2 separate regions of the Homo sapiens genome follow, and region 1 is linked to region 2. The links are chromatin loops, found by intact Hi-C in ENCODE. Cell type or tissue: MCF 10A. All regions are shown on one strand.

What was found. Peaks named below come from ENCODE experiments on the same cell type or tissue, not always from the same donor. Only the 100,000 strongest peaks of a DNase experiment are listed, where the experiment ranks them.
Region 1: a loop joins it to region 2, with 15 times the contacts of the local background. A loop is called at or near these places in 2 of 110 quality-filtered maps.

Annotation. Positions count from the first base shown.
Region 1 is chr11:71,559,474-71,567,473 of GRCh38, forward strand. KRTAP5-10 (keratin associated protein 5-10) reads left to right here and starts at 6,090. Exons shown (of 1, transcript NM_001012710.2): 1 at 6,090-7,262. The coding sequence starts at 6,115. The coding sequence ends at 6,723. RefSeq lists an enhancer at 6,477-7,292. In MCF 10A, a CTCF peak has its summit at 4,214 (motif pointing left); a DNase peak (open chromatin) is centred at 4,208.
Region 2 is chr11:70,463,766-70,471,765 of GRCh38, forward strand. SHANK2 (SH3 and multiple ankyrin repeat domains 2) reads right to left here. Exons shown (of 26, transcript NM_012309.5): 26 at 4,089-8,000. Among named protein-coding and RNA genes, the nearest start is that of CTTN, 69 kb to the left of the region's middle. RefSeq lists an enhancer at 6,475-6,684. In MCF 10A, CTCF peaks have their summits at 3,920 (motif pointing right) and 7,625 (motif pointing left); DNase peaks (open chromatin) are centred at 3,936 and 7,686.

The sequences.
Region 1 (8,000 bases), 1.1 Mb after region 2:
ATCTCAAGGGACCCTGAATAGCTAAAACAATGTTAAAAAGAAGAACAGGCGGGGTGTGGTGGCTCACGCCTGTAATCCCAGCACTTTGGGAGGCCAAGGCGGGCAGATCACGAGGTCAGGAGATGGAGACCATCCTGGCTAGCATAGTGAAACCCCATCTCTACTAAAAATAACAAAATTAGCCAGGCGTAGTGGCAGGTACCTGTAGTCCCAGCTACTCGGGAGGCTGAGGCAGGAGAACGGTGTGAACCCGGGAGATGGAGCTTGCAGTGAGCCAAGGTTGTGCCACTGCACTCCAGCCTGGGCTACAGAGTGAGACTTCGTCAAAAAAAAAAAAAAAAAAAAGAAAGAAAGAAAGAACACAGAAGAACAATGTTGGAGGGCTCACACTTGCCAATTTGAAAACTTACTACAAAGCTGCAATCATCAAGGCAGTTTAGTACTGGCATTAGAATAGATGTATTAAACCAGTGGGATAGAATTGAGAGCCAGAAATAAACCCTCGTGTAGATGACCAACTGATTTTTGACAGAGTGCCAGATTATTCAATGGAGGAAGAGCAGTACTTCAACAAATGGTGCTGGGAAACTAGACATCCACATGCACAGGAATGAGCTGAACCCCTACCTCACACCACAATAATTAATTCAAAATCGGTCCAAAGGCCTACATGTAAGAGTCAAATCTATAAAACTATTTAAAGAAAACATGACCTGGATTTAGCATGGATTGATAGATAGGACACCAAAAGGGCCAGCAACAAAAGAAAAATACAAATACATTGGATGTCATCAAAAGTTAAATATTTTTGAATCAAAGGATACTATCAACAAAGTGAAAGAACAATCTACATAAAGGAAGAAAAGATTTACAAATCAGATATCTGATAAGCGTCTAGCATCTAGAGTATATAAAGAACTTTTTCTTCAACTTTTATTTGAGAATCAAGCAGTACATGTGCAGATTTGTCACATGGATATATTGTGTGATGCTGAGGTTTGGAGTAGTGACTGTAGTACCCAATAGTTTTTCAGCCCTTGCCCCCTCCCTCCTTTCCTCCCTCCTCTTGTTCCCCAGTGTCTATGGTTTTCATCTTTATGTCCATGTGGACTCAATGTTTAGCTCTCACCTATAAGTGAGAATATGTGGGATTTGGTTTTCTGCTTCTGCATTAGTTCTCTTAGGATAATGGCCTCCAGCTGCATATTGCCGCAAAAGATATTACTTCATTCTTTTTTATAGCTGTGTAGTATTCCATGGTGTGTATGTACCACATTTTCTTTATCCAATCCACCATTGATGGGCACCTGGGTTGATTCCACATCTGTGCTTCTGTGAATAGCACTGCAATGAACATATGGATGCATGTGTCTTTTTGGTAGATTGATTTATTTTCCTTTGGGTATATACCCAATAATGAGATTGCTGGGTCAAATAGTAGTTCAATTCTTAGCTCTTTGAGGAATCTCCAAACTGCTCTCCATGGTGGCTGAAATCATTTACACTCCCACCAACAGTGTACAACTGTTCCCTTTTCTCCCAAGCTTTGCCAGCATCTGATTTTTGGTTTGTTTTGTTTTGTGTTGTTTCATTTTTTATTTTTTATCAAAAGCCATTCTGACTGATATGAGATGGTATCTCATGGTGGTTTTGATTTACATTCCCCTAATAGTTAGTGATGTGGAGCATTTTTTCATATAGTTGTTGGCCATGTGCATGTCTTCTTTTGAGAAGTGTCTGTTCATATCCTTTACTCACTTCGTAATGAAGTTATTTGTTTTTTGCTTGTTGATTTAAGTTCCTTGTAGATTGCAGATATTAGACTTTTGTCAGATGCACAGTGTGTGAATATTTTCACCCATTTTGTAGGTTGAGTGTTGACTCCCTGATAGTTTCTCTTGCTGTGCAGAAGCTCTTCCGTTTAATTACGTCCCGCTTGTCAATTTTTGTTTTTGTAGCAATTGCTTGTGAGGATTTAGCCGTAATTCTTTTTTAACAAGGCTGATATCAAGAAGGTGATTTCCTAGGTCTTCTTCTAGGATTTTTATAGTTTGAGGTCTTACATTTCGGTCTTTAATCCATCTTGAATTAATGTTTGTATATGGTGATCTGGTTAGCGGCCCAGTTTTATTCTTCTGGATGTGGAACTCAGTAATAAAAAGACAAATAACCCAATTAAAAAGTGGGCAAAGAATCTTAATTAGACATTTTCTGAAGAAGATACCCAAATGACAACAAGCATATAAAAAGACTCTGAGCATCATGATTCAACAGGGAGATGCAAATTGAAATCACAATGAGATACCATTTCACAAACACTAGGATGAATATAATGTAAAAGGTCAGACATTAACAAGTATTGGGGCAGGGTGTGCTTGTACCTGTAATCCCAGTGACTCAGGAGGCTGGAAGGGAGGATCCCTTGGGGCCACGAGTTTGAGTCTAGTATGGGTATCATGGCAAGACCTTGTCTCTACAAAAAATTAAAAATTTAGCTGGGTGTGATGAGGCACAACTGTAGTCCCAGCTACTGGGGAGTTTGAGACAAGGATTGCTTGGGTCCAGGAGGTTGAGGCTGCAGTGAGCTATGATCATGACACTGCACTTCAGCTTTGTCAACACAGTAAAACCCTGTCTCTAAAAAATAAATAAATAAAAATAAAATAAAATAACAACTGTTGACAAGGATGCAGAAACACTGGAACCTCCATGCACTGCTGTGGGAATGTAAATTGCTCAGCCACTGTGGAAAACAGTCTGCAGTTCCTCAAAAACTTAAGCAGAGAGTTACCATAGGGCCCAGCAATTCTGCTCATAAGGATGTTCCCAAGGGAAATGAAAACACATTCCATGCAAAAACTGGCACACCCATGTTCACAGCAGCATTACTCACAACAGCCAAAAGGTGGAAACAGTCTAATGTCTGCCAACTGAGGAATGAATGGTGTATTCATACAAAGGAAGATTAGTGTAAATAATTTATCATAGTAATGAAGTTCTGTTTCAGGCTGCAACATGGATGAACCACAAAACATTACACTAAGTGAAAGAAGGAAATTATAAAAGACCACATATCATATAATTTCACAGGTATGAAATTTCAAGAATAGAAAAATAGAGAGAGACAAAAAGTAAATTAGTAGTAGCCTCTGGCTACTACTAATGTTACCCATTTATCAGACTCAGGTGAGACACTCACATATGTCACAGGAAGTGGGTATACCAGTTACAGACAGGCAGCAAGGGAGAACAGGAGCCTCGGATTCATTGGGAGCCCTCTAGCCTCAGCAAAGCTTCCCAGGTGAGCTGAGTCTTATCCATGTGTGCCCCACTCACACCACAGCTGAGGGATCCCAGAAAGCCGCCTGCCCTCGGTCTTATGTCCCAGGGCTACAGGATTCACTGCACTAAAGCACGAAAGAATATCCTGTTTCTAGGAACTGGGACAAAGCCCGACTCTTCTGGCCAGTCCCTCCCTAACTCAGGATGTTGCATTCCCAGCATATTCTACAGTTATTCTTTTTCTTTCTTTATTAATATTTTAATTGAAGCATGATCATTGTACATGTTTATGGGGACCAGTGAGATATCAACTTCTTTAGCTTGCACCTGTGAGTGAGATCATGCAGTTCATCTTTCTGTGCCTGGCTTATTTCATTTAGCATAATGTCCTCCAAGCTCACCTGTATTGTCACATAGGGCAGAATTTTGTTCTGCTCTAGGGTTAAATAGAATTCCATTGTGTGTATACACCATCTTTTCCTTTTCATTACTTTTCCATGTTTTCCATTCATCTGTTGACAAGCACTTAGGTGCTTTCATATCATGGCTATCGTGAGCAGTGCTGTGATAAACATGGGGTGCAGATATCTCTTCAACACACTGATTTCTTTTCCTTTGGATACACACCCCATAGTGGGATTGCTGGGTTAGCTCTATTTTTAGCTTTTTGAGGAATCTCCATACAGTTTTCCTTAGTGGTTGTACAACTTCCCACTAACAGCATACGAGTTCCCTTTCTTCACTTCCTCTGCAGGATTTATTTTTGCCTTTTTGATAATGGCCATTCTGTGGGATGAGAGGACACCTCATTGTGGTTTTGACTTGCGTGTCCCTGATGATGAATGATGCTGAGCATTCCTTCAAGCTCTTGTTGGTCATTTGTACGTCTTCTTTCAGAAATGTCGGTTCAGCTCCCTCTGCAGTCACGCCTGAGAACCACAAGTGAGACACGGGGAGAATTGCATTGGTCTGAAGCCGCCTGGAGAACCGTCCTGTGGGGTAGTGAGTGGGGGGTACTAAAGGGCATGAGGTTATGAAATTTTCTACAACTGATTATGGTGATAGGTACACGGCTCTGTGAATATACTAAAAGCATTGAATTGTATACCTTAAATGGGAGAATTGTGTGGTATATGAACGATATGTCAATAAAGCTGTTAACAAAACAAGAAGAGGTATCAGAGAGGTTGGGGATCAGTGAAGCCGTGGTTGTATCAATGCACCAAGAGTTCTGGTGGAATGAAAGCACTGGAGAAAGTGAGCTAGAAAGAGGAGGGTGGCTGGAAGCGGGTGCATGGGACACACCCCACTGGGGTGCCCTGTGAAGAACAAGGGCACAGATATCACCACAGGGGTGAGGGGTGGGGAAGGATCTTTTACTTGTGTAAATGATCCCCACAGGGGCACTGCTTAACTGAGCAGTGGGAAGGAGGACACCATCCTCCAGCCCCCAGAATGGTAGAGCAACTGACAGCTTGCATCTTGAGCATGGAGAAGCTGCAGGCACCCAACTCCAACCCATGAGAGCAGCTGCAGGGGGTGAACCCTGCAAAGTCACGAGGGTGGAGTTCCCCAAGGCCTTAGGAGTCCACCCCTCACTCCAGTGTACCCTGGATGTGGGACTGGGAGTCCAAGGACATTATTTTGGAGCTTTAAGATTTAATGGCTGCCCTGCTGGATTTCAGACATGCATGGGGTCCGTAGCCCCTTCCTTTGGGCTGACTTCTCCCTTTTGGAATGGGAATGTTTACCCAATGCTTCTACCCTCATTGCATCTTGTAAGTAAATAATGTATTTTGATTTTCACAGGTTCATAGGTAGAAGGAACTTGGACTTGGGACTTCAGACTTGATGTTGGAATGAGTCAAGACATTGAGAGGACTGTTGAGAAGAGATGATCCTATTTTGTGATGTAAGGACATGAGATTTGAGGGGTCAGGGGGATAATGACATAGTTGGGCTGTCCCCTCCAAATCTCTTGTCGAAATGTAATCCCCAGTGTTGAAGGAGGGGCCTGCAAGGAGGTGTTTAGGTCATGGGGGCGGATCCCTCATAACTGGCTTAGCGCCATCTCCTTGGCGATGAGTGTGTTCACTCAGATCTGGTTGTTCGCAAGTGTGTGGCCCCTCCTCACCCCTTGCTCCCATTCTCACCATGTGGCGTGCCTACTCCTGCTTCGCCTTCCACCATGAGGAAAACCTCCCTGAGGGCCTCCCCAGAAGCTGAGCAGAGGTGGGTGCCATGCTTGTGCAGCCTGCAGAACCATGAGCCATTCTAACCTCTTTCCTTTATAAATTACCCAGCCTCAAGTATTTCTTTAGAGCAATGCAAAGAATGGTCTAACACACCCAGAAAGCTGAGACTGGTATGAGTAAAATATAAAGACCATGGATAACTTTTGAAATCTGAAAATGTAAAATTAATATTACTGGGGGAGTTAACACAGGAAAGATGAGAGCATGTGGGCAGAGGCTGTTGCCCATTGGTCACATGTGGTCAGCAGAGAGCAGGTGACCAGCACCCTGGAGCTTTGCAAGAAGTACCAGACAGCCTGGAGTTGAGGTTTTAATTATAGGGGCCAAAACAAACGGGGAAAAAGACAAATTTAGCATACAAAGAAAGTAGATGCTCAACTGAGCCAGGAGGAAGTCACTAGCAAAAAGGAAAAAAACAGAGCTCTGGAAAAATAATGTAAACAGTCACAAGAAAGGGACCCTGTGTCCTGCCTGACATCTGGACAGGTATATAAAGAGCCCGGGCTCAGGGAGCTCCACACCTGCACCTCCCTCTCACCTGCTCCTCTACCTGATCCACCCTCAATCTACCAGAATCATGGGCTGCTGTGGCTGCTCCGGAGGCTGTGGCTCCGGCTGTGGGGGTTGTGGCTCCGGCTGTGGGGGCTGTGGCTCCGGCTGTGGGGGCTATGGCTCTGGCTGTGGGGGCTGTGGCTCCAGCTGCTGTGTGCCCGTCTGCTGCTGCAAGCCCGTGTGCTGCTGTGTGCCAGCCTGTTCCTGCTCCAGCTGTGGCTCCTGTGGGGGCTCCAAGGGGGACTGTGGCTCTTGTGGGGGCTCCAAAGGGGGCTGTGGTTCCTGTGGGGGCTCCAAGGGGGGCTGTGGCTCCTGTGGGGGCTCCAAGGGGGGCTGTGGTTCTTGTGGGGGCTCCAAGGGGGGCTGTGGCTCCTGTGGGGGCTCCAAAGGTGGCTGTGGTTCCTGTGGGGGCTCCAAGGGGGGCTGTGGTTCTTGTGGCTGCTCCCAGTGCAATTGCTGTAAGCCCTGCTGCTGCTCCTCAGGCTGTGGATCCTGCTGCCAGTCCAGCTGCTGCAATCCCTGCTGCTGCCAGTCCAGCTGCTGTGTCCCCGTGTGCTGCCAGTCTAGCTGCTGCAAGCCCTGCTGCTGTCAGTCCAGCTGCTGTGTCCCCGTGTGCTGCCAGTGTAAGATCTGAGGCTCTGAACCCAGACCTTCAGGTTTCACCTGTTTGGTGAAAGCATTTGTTATGATTTCCCTGAATTAATTCATCCCACGCATCCTCCCTGAGGCACCTGCCCCTTCTCCAGCTCATCATCCATGCACGCACCTCCTTCCATGGCTCAGCTCTCCACTGGGCCCTGCCTTCAGCCTCCTCACTCCGGAAATGCATGTTTCCTTGATGCAGGAGGTGGCCTTGCCTGGACGCGGGCACCCAGCCAACTGCCATGGTGTTCCCTGCACTTGGGTGTGGACCATCTTCTTCTTCTCCCTCGGCTGACTGAGATGCAAGGTCTGACCCCACAAGGCCAGGCCAATGTTGCTCAGTGATCACTAAGAACCAGCTTCTCAACCACCATTGGGACCCTGGATCCTCCAGGGCCGCTCGCTGCCTGTTCTCCAGTGGCCACCTGTGACCAGGAAGGTCTCCTTCCTTCCTGTTGTCTCCATCTATTTAAAAACAATAACAAAGTAATGAATGAATTTCCTTACAATAAAGCCTCTCATGTCTGTAAATCAGCTGCATGCTTGGTGCAATTCTGTCCAACCCCTTTCCTGTGCAGTGACTGATTCTGCGTTCTGATCTGTCAGCTAAGCTGGGAAACGCCTGCCAGCAGGCCTGGTACATTCACAAAAAAACCTGCCATTCCCTTCTGTCCTCCTCTCAGCCTCAAATATCTTCAGTCTCTGCTCGCAGGAGAAGAGGGCAAAGCCCGGGAGGATTCAGCATTCAATGCCCGCCCTAGAGGCGCAGAGGGGCAGGCAGGCCCTGAGTCCTGACGACCAGCCAAGCAGGGCTTTGCACAAGACCCATGGCTTCCAGCTTCCCGCTCTCCTCTGGGGCCTCGGAAGGACCCCAGGCAGGGCAAGGTCGGAGGAGGGAGGAGTGAAGCACCGCTGAGCTCCAACGCACTCTGATTCAAACATTCAATTAGCCTTTTACAATTATGAGGTCAACGGCTTTCCATAACTAAAGGTAACCAGGAAGTTACAGAATGGCCCAAGGTGTCCTCGGAGCTCAGTCTCCCGGCAGGAAAGGAGAGTTCCTGGGAAGTGACACATTTGGGGACCCTGAGCCAAGTCCATCTGTTTCATGGTGACATGCCACCACGCTGAGCCTGTTCTCTGACCAGTGTCACAGGCAAGGCTTTAGAAATCACGCACTGGGGAGGAGGAGACAAGAGTGATCTGAGGACAATCTCCAGCCAAGCGAACCCGGAGGGAAAAGGTGGAGGGAAGACAGCACACAGGGAG
Region 2 (8,000 bases):
GCTGTGGGTGTGGATGCGCTGGCAGGTGTGGCGGTTTGGGTTCTGCAAACCCTCCCTACGGCGGCTCTCGGGTCCTGGAGCGAGACGCCGGGTGCACGACGCCAGAATCACTGAGGTGCCGGCTCCCCGCGGTGAAGGCTCCAAGGAACGCGCCTGGGCCCGGCCGGCGCGGCTGGAGCAGCAGTTCTCCGGCAGCCCTGCCCTTCCTCGAGTTGGGCCTTTGAGGGGCCTTGGGGCCTCCCGGGGCGGCGGCCTTGAGCCATTAGTGTTGGCTGAAGTCTTAATGACAGGCGAGAGGTGGGCGGAGACATGGGGTTTGAGAGGCTGTCGTTTCCATAGGCCGAGGTTAAGCCTAGGCCAGGTGAGGTCTCCGAGGCGCCCGGCTAGAGTCGGGCCAAGGCTGGAATCTTTGTCCTCATTCAGGGACGCCTTTGCGGTCTTTGAAGCTACGCTCAGGTGAGCCGAGGGCAGACACTGTGTCTCCTTCCGGAAGCTGGGGGTTGCGATACGCGACCCCAAACACCTGATTTTGGGAGAATGGCTGCACTCCCAGCCCCTCCACTGTGGGCCTCGGTGCACGAGTCGCGCACCCTCCCAGCATCCCCTTAGTACCCCAAGGAGCTGTGGGACTTTCCACTCACTGAAACGGGGCCAGTCTATACAGGCGTCTTTCCCTTGTGGAGCCCAGCTCCGTGTGCCAGAAACAGACTCGTGGGGTTTGGGGGTTTCAGCCCAAGCATCCGCCCAGAACACAGTCTGCTTCTGCTGCGGCCGCTGAGAGGACTAGGGAAGTGTTCCTTTCCACACCCTGGGACAGGACGGGCGAAGTCCGTGGGTCTGGTGGCCTCGGGGAGCAGGGCAGGTGGAAGACTCCCAGGCACTTTCCAGGCAGGGGACTAGGAGGGCCCGTGGAGGGGCAGGCAGTGCTCCGAGCCTTTGGGGAATCCCCTCTTCCTTACCAGGTGTCTGAGGACCAGATGGAAGCTGCAGGAGTGGGAGTGGCCACAGCATGGGCACAGCTGCAGTGGGCTGAGGCTGTGAGGGGGCCTCTAGGAGGGGCTGTCCCTGCAGACATTGCCTGGGCCAGGGTTACAGCAGTGCATGAAACAGGCCGTGCCTCCCCCACGGGGATTGTCTTCCAGAGGCATGTGTGGGCGGGGTGGGGCGGTGGGCACTAATCAGTGAGCAAGTAAGTAAAGCAATAAGCCAGTGAAGGTGGCAGTAAGTGCCCTGGGGATGTGGGAGGGGGTGATGGCAGTAAGTCCCATTCTAAATCAGGTGATCTGGGAAGCCATGTAGGTACGGGGACCCCACAGGGAGGCGGCGCTGAGGTGGCACTGTGGCTGGAGCCAGGTGAGCAGGGAGGAAGCCCGAAGAGGAGGGTGGGTGGGGCCAGATGGCTCTGGACCTGGTGGGCAGAGTGGCAGAGCTGAGGTCAGTGTGGCCGTCTCTGTGTCGCTGCTATGAATGCACAGGTGGCTTGTGTTTCCTGCTATTTCTAGACCTCTCTTTTTGTGGTCTCCTTCCTTCCCACCACACTCTCCACTTAGCCCTCCTGGGGCCTACCGGAGAAAGCTGGTCCCATGCCTATTGGCGAGGGAGGCTGGTCTTTCCCAGCAAGCATGCTGGGTGTTAAAGGTCTCAGGCTGTGTGGTTTTCCCTGGAGCCTCGATGTCTCTATCGGGCACCTTGTATAAACTCCCACTTGTGAAGATGGAGCGTTTCTTAGCTCTCCCAGGTGGCTCCAAGGCCAGGAGGGCAGCTGGCCATGCCCTTGGCGTTAAGTGGAGCTTCACAGCTGCATGGGGCTGGCAAGCCATTTCCAGGCTCACTCGGGAGCCATGAGACCCCCATCTCATTCTTCATTAGCTCCGCCTTTCTCTTCTGCCAATGGGGGTGACAGTGGAAGGAGAGGAAAGGGCTGCCCCAGTTCTGACTGGCAGAGGGAGGCCGTGGGCTGTGGGAGAAAACACATCATCATCGTGGGGGGCTAGGAGCTCTGTCATATGGTGGTTGTAAGCAACAGAAATGGGCTCTGGCTGGCTGAGGCCACAGAGGTGTGTGTTGGGAGGGCTCTGGGCAGTTCACAGCCACAAGAGGAAGGCTTCATGGAGGACCTGGGAAGGACTGGCCTCGGGCAACTCTGCCCCCATGGTGAGGGCCCACAGTCTGGGGATAACTTGTGTAGGTGCCTGGAGGCCATGGGCAATGGCAACTGGTTCTCCAAGCCTCGGTGTCCTCGTGAGAAAAGGAGATAGTCACCTCAGTGATGCTTAACCTCATAGGATTCTTGTGGGAATTAAAGCAGATCCATGTGTCACATGCCCTCTAAGCCAAGGGGACTTTACAAATGTTGGGTCCTTTCTCTGAGAAACAGGGGTTTCTAGGTCTTGGTTCTCCTGATCCCAGTGGAGTGAATTAAGGTAACCAGATTGCCACTGAATTCGGTCTTCGTTTTCCACAACCCTGAGGTGATTCAGCTGGTAGGGACTCCCCCCTTGCCCCGCCTCCTGAATTCTTAGCCCTGCACATATGACGTCAGATGGGGCAGGGAGAGGAAGCACCCTGTGGGTGGAGCAGATTCGGAGCCAGCGATGGTTCCCAAGGCCCCGGGCTGGGTTCTGTCACCTGTAGATAGACTTGGGAAGCTGCACAGCAACCTCTGCTTCTCCACTTGCTGTGGACCTTGGCAAGACTTAGTTTCCTCATCTGGGAAATAGGGCTTTAGTTGTTACCTCACAGGGCTTTTAGCCACGTGGTGGGTGCAGTGATCTGAACGGTGCCCGTCCCAGATAGCACTAGGTAGACTGAGTGCTGTTTCCAACCTGTACCGCCTCTTGGGTATACACACAGAATGCTTGTGCTTGTGGCCACCTCTGCAGGGCTGCAGGGGCTATGTGTTTTTCCCACTCCCCGGGTTCTGGGGTTTGGAGAACACGCTTAATTCTGTTTTTGCAGTCATCTTGGGCAGAGATGACTACAGTTGGGCAATGGCAGGATGGCTTGCCTTCCAGGAGCACCGCGTCAGAGGGGCCGGCCCCCAGATGCAGGTGGCTGGTGAGGGGTCTCCACACTCTGTCCTGTGAACTGGGCCATTTCCGTGGTCCCTACCTCATGGGGGCCTAGGGCCTGGCTGCCAGGTCTTACCCAGTGGCTGTGAGCAGTGCCAGGGCCCCTCCTCTGGCTCTCAGACACATGCTTCATACTTGGAGCGGAGGTAGCAGCACATGTGGAGCAGGGTGACCAAGAAGCTTTGGCCACATCTCCCTGAGCACCCTGCAGGTTCTTGGATTATTGGCTGCATTGTTGCCTGAAACTACACAGTCTGAATTCCAGTGGACTCTTCTGGCTGGTAAATAGCCACACCGATAATAGTCTGTGAGCTGAGCAGGCACAGTGGGGAGTTCTGGATCTGAGTAGCTCCTCACTCCCTGGAGAGATGTGTGTGGCAGGACAGCCTGTGGCAGTGCTCTGCCTCCAGAACTTCTGCGGCCTGTTTGCGGGGGGGCCCCCGAGAAGATGGGGCTGCTGCCGCTCCCATCTGTCCGGAATCCCACAAACGCTCACTATTGCTGTGGCTATTCTGGTCCCACAGGCAGATGGCAGCCCTAATATGCTCACTACACCGCAGGCTCATCCTCTAGAAAGGCAGAGGCTGCTCAGGGAAGCTTCGCACTTAAAGCAAATGGAGCATGACAGCATTGAGACAAGAATTACACTGATGTACTTCTCACATCGTTTTTTTGTCGAAAGAAAAACACACATGTTGCCACTTTCACTTGTGAAAAATGGAAACAGTTTTCCTGCAATGAGTGGCCTCAATCACTAAAAATGAATTTGTGTATATTTATAACAAAACGTCGAAATGATTGATATTGATGGCTTCGTTAAGCATTACCAATGAGTACCACCGGGGGGCGGCACAGCACAAGGGGAGTAGGTCAGAGAGCCCAGGGCTCCTGTGGTTAAACTTTTCTCCTTTCCATGAAAATCCTCAAACACATTTTGTATTTTAATTAAATGAAAATACTGAAAATGATACAGTAGAGAGCACTTTTAATGGAAAATTAATTGATAACACAATCTTATTTCAATTTACTTTTTATTTTTAACTTAAACGACTGTGTATTTTCCACAGTCTTATGATGAGAAAGGCTCCAGAATCACGTGTAGGTGTCCTCAACATTTCATAGCTCGAACCGTCCTTTCTTTACGTTGTGCATTGATATGGGCTTCTCAGTTCAGAAAACAAGGCACTATAACTATTTTATCAGCTACATTAATACATTGAAGATATATTTATCCTTTCATGAAAGATACAGCATTTGAATACAATATGGTTTTATGCAGATCAGGTTCAAAACACCCAAGGCACACACTTTATTTTTTTTCCTTTTTTTTTTTCTTTTCTGTGTTTATTTGAAGGCTCGTATTAAAATTTCAAAATTGGCATGAACAAAGAGTTCCAGAGTGGAATCAATGGACAGGGATTGTTGTAATTTTGAACATAAAACGGTAAAGACTGTGGAATGTAGAACAAGTTACAGGAACGATAAACAAAATCACCAATACAGCATGGATTAGAAATCAAAGTGATGAGATCTGCGGAAGTCTGAGAAACAAGTTTGGAAATTCTCTGATTCCCCACAAAGCACGGGCAGTCCTGTCTGCATGCAGCTGCTGTGGTCACCCAGCCACTGTGGAATGTTCACCTACTTGCATGGGTTCATGGTTGTCTACAAATACAGAAACACATTCCAGTTCGCCAGTTATTAAAATGCCTCCAATTTCAAGTAAAAGAAAAAATCTTCCAATAATTTTCCTAGTAAGGTAAACGAATATATTCATCTAGGAAAAGTGGTCTGGAAGAAACCATTGGAAGCAAAGTCTAGGGGGGTGCCAAGGTTTGGGAGAAACTATTGGATGGTGAAGCGGGAGAGCTTGAGGGTGAACTACAAAAGATATGAGGACTGGAATTTTTCCTGAACGTGGAAGCATAGAGGCTGCTGCTCAACTGGGGAATGTGCCAAAGTAGAAGAAACTTTAGGAACTAAAGACAACAAGTTTTCACTGGTGAGGCCAAAGAAGAAGTTCAACGTTTAGGTTTAAAATATGCTTCCCTAAAGCGGAGGGATGGCCCATGTCTTCCTGGCTTAGTTCTTTGCCAATAGACACAAATTCTCTCTTGCTCCAAGCCTTAGCATGTGGTTTGCTTGTCAACCAGAGAGGCGGCCCAGTTCTGCCACTCCCTTGGCCTTATGGCTAGAAGACACCCTGCTGGGGTGTGGGGAGACTGGACCCTAAGGGAAGGGTCCGGATCTGGCTGGCCCTCCGCGGCACCGCTGCTTCCACCCAGAACAAAAGGAAAAGCCGAGCCTCAGCTCCACGCCTATAGCAGCGGTCACAGAAGCAGATTTTGACGTTTTGCATAATTCTGAAATAACATGCACGTATCCATTGATAAATTGAGAATAAGGAAATGGAACCAAGGCAGATTAGCTCAGTGACAGGAGCCTGTTTACTCGATGAGAGAGATTTTTCTGGTCAGTTTTAGAGAGGCAGAGCTGGCCACAATGCCTGAGATAATCTACATTAGATTGCAAGTCGGGCAGCTTTTTGTTTAATTCAGACAGTGTTCACTGTTTGTTTGCAATCAGAACCACAACCTTAGTGCAATAGTATATTTATTTTTTTACAGTAATTTTGGTTGCCATACAAGAGATTTAAGGATTGGGAGAAAGTGCAAATTACAGGAGCTTTTTTTTTTTTTTATAAAGTCTAAAAAGAATAAAAGCACAAAAGTAACAGCAACATAGATAATGCGAACACGTGTTGTTACACAAACTATAGTGTGAAACATATTAGTATTTAAAAAACAAAAAAAAATTGTTAATGGGAAAATCAATATTGTGGCCCACACACAAAAAGTCATTGCCAGATCAACTGGATAATGCTTGCTTGTTCAATAACTGAGAAAAAAATTTACCATTTTATTAACTAAAGTATCACAAATAATTCACTTTGTGATATGTAAAGTTCAGCAAATCAACAGTCACATTGAGTAATTTTTATATTATGTGAATTAACTTAAAATGTGCGCAGACACCCTGGAAAAGGTATCTTGGCAGGTATACATAATTTACATTTTGAGAGATTTGGGTTTTGTATACACAATATTACAGAAACTAGGCATGTAAATGCAGTTTATTTAAATTACAGTATGTAACAAAAGTTGATCTTAAAACCTGGAATAATATCAACATGATCTTTAGATGAGCAGTTTAACATTTGTTCCACCATTAAAGAGGGGCATGGAATAGGGCCTCGTCCTAACATGTCCCAAAGGGGGAGAACAGTGGGTGGTGATTTGAATGAGGAACTATTGCTTTCAGTACCAAAATAAGCAGATAGAGATAGAGACCGATTCATCTTGGCAACATGTGTTTATTTGTTGGTCAGTGCAGGTTCTGATAGGTCTATTACTTCTCTATAATAAGACAGTGTAAAAATAAACTATGTTATCAGCTCTTTAGTCTTGCAGCCAGCTTGCTTGTGGTTAGTGGCATGTGGCTTGGAGTATCTTTAAGAAAGGGAATAACATCTGGCCCTCACCAACTGGCTGCCAAAGTTCAACAAACCGAAGTCACGAGTTTCGACTGGTTATCGTCTGCCAGCGGTTTCCTTGACTCTCCTTTGAGCTAGTGTTTTGCCTGGCACTGAGCACAGAGGTAATACCAACTGTAGGCCCAGGGAAAGTGCCATGCCAAAGGAATGGACTCACGGAATTTTGCGGTATCATCAAATGGAAGACAAATTAATGGCCAAACCACCATTTTTACATTTTCTAAAATATGGGGCAGCCTCAGCAGGCCACCTGTAGTATCCTGTCTTGAAATTTATCTAGAGTAATGCTCATTCATCTCATGATGGAAAAACTGAAAGCACACGGAAGTAAAGCGCCTTAATATTCAATTGACTTCAAGTTGGATTGGATCATTTCAAATACAAAGATTGACCTGCAAAAGGTTTTGGAACAGAAGGTCCAAAAACTTGGTTCCAACATCAGGGGTGTGTGACTGGAAAAGCGCGTGTGTGTGGTGTGTGTTTTGTTTTTGTTTTTGGAGAAACTGCTGCATTATGAATTGTAACCACTTTGAAGAAATTGTCCTTCAATGACGAAGTTCTAGCAAAGATAGAAAATATAACACAGCTCTGCTGGTTCAGATGCATCCAAATAAGGTTGATTTAAAAAGGTCATACTTTTATAATTATTCCACAGAAATAGTATTATTAAATCACAAAAGTTTTTTTTTCTTTAACTTTCTAGCACTGAAGTGGCACAAAGGCTGCCTAGTAGACCAGCCACTTTTTTTTCTTAAAATATTGTGCTTATAAACTATCTGTACAACTATTTAAACTTGCAGTAAAGAAAGATTTTAAATTGCTAAATTTTATGTGTTCATTCTAGAGCTGTTCCAGACCTAATCAAGAAAAAAAGGAAAAAAAAAAAACAAAACCATGTTTTATAATTAGAGATGGGCTGAGCTAGTTCTGAAATAATAATAAAACCAAAAACCTGACATTCGAGTATCCTCCAAATGGGGGAGAATGTGCTGGAAGCCTGACTGTGTGTTTTGCGGCCCATGTGCATCTGGTGACCTCTTTTGGAAATTCGAGGTATTGTTATGGGGTGGAGGGACTCCGGGGAAAGAAAGGGGCGGGGCTCAAGAAAGCCTTGCCAGAGAGGCTGACCTGGCAGCCCAGGAGACCTCCCTGCTTTCCTCTCCTCACGCCTCTGCTTTCACTCTGATCCTGCCGCCCACCTTCTGTTCTCAACCCTGGGTTCTGTCTATACTCCATACCCACTGGGTCCTCAAAGAAGCTGTTGTACTGTTAAGACAAGCTGGTGGGATTCCTAGACACCCAGAGCGATAGGGGAAAAGCCTCTAAGTACCATCTTCCCTGGCCTCCGAGAGCAAAAGGACTGTCTCAGCAGAGAT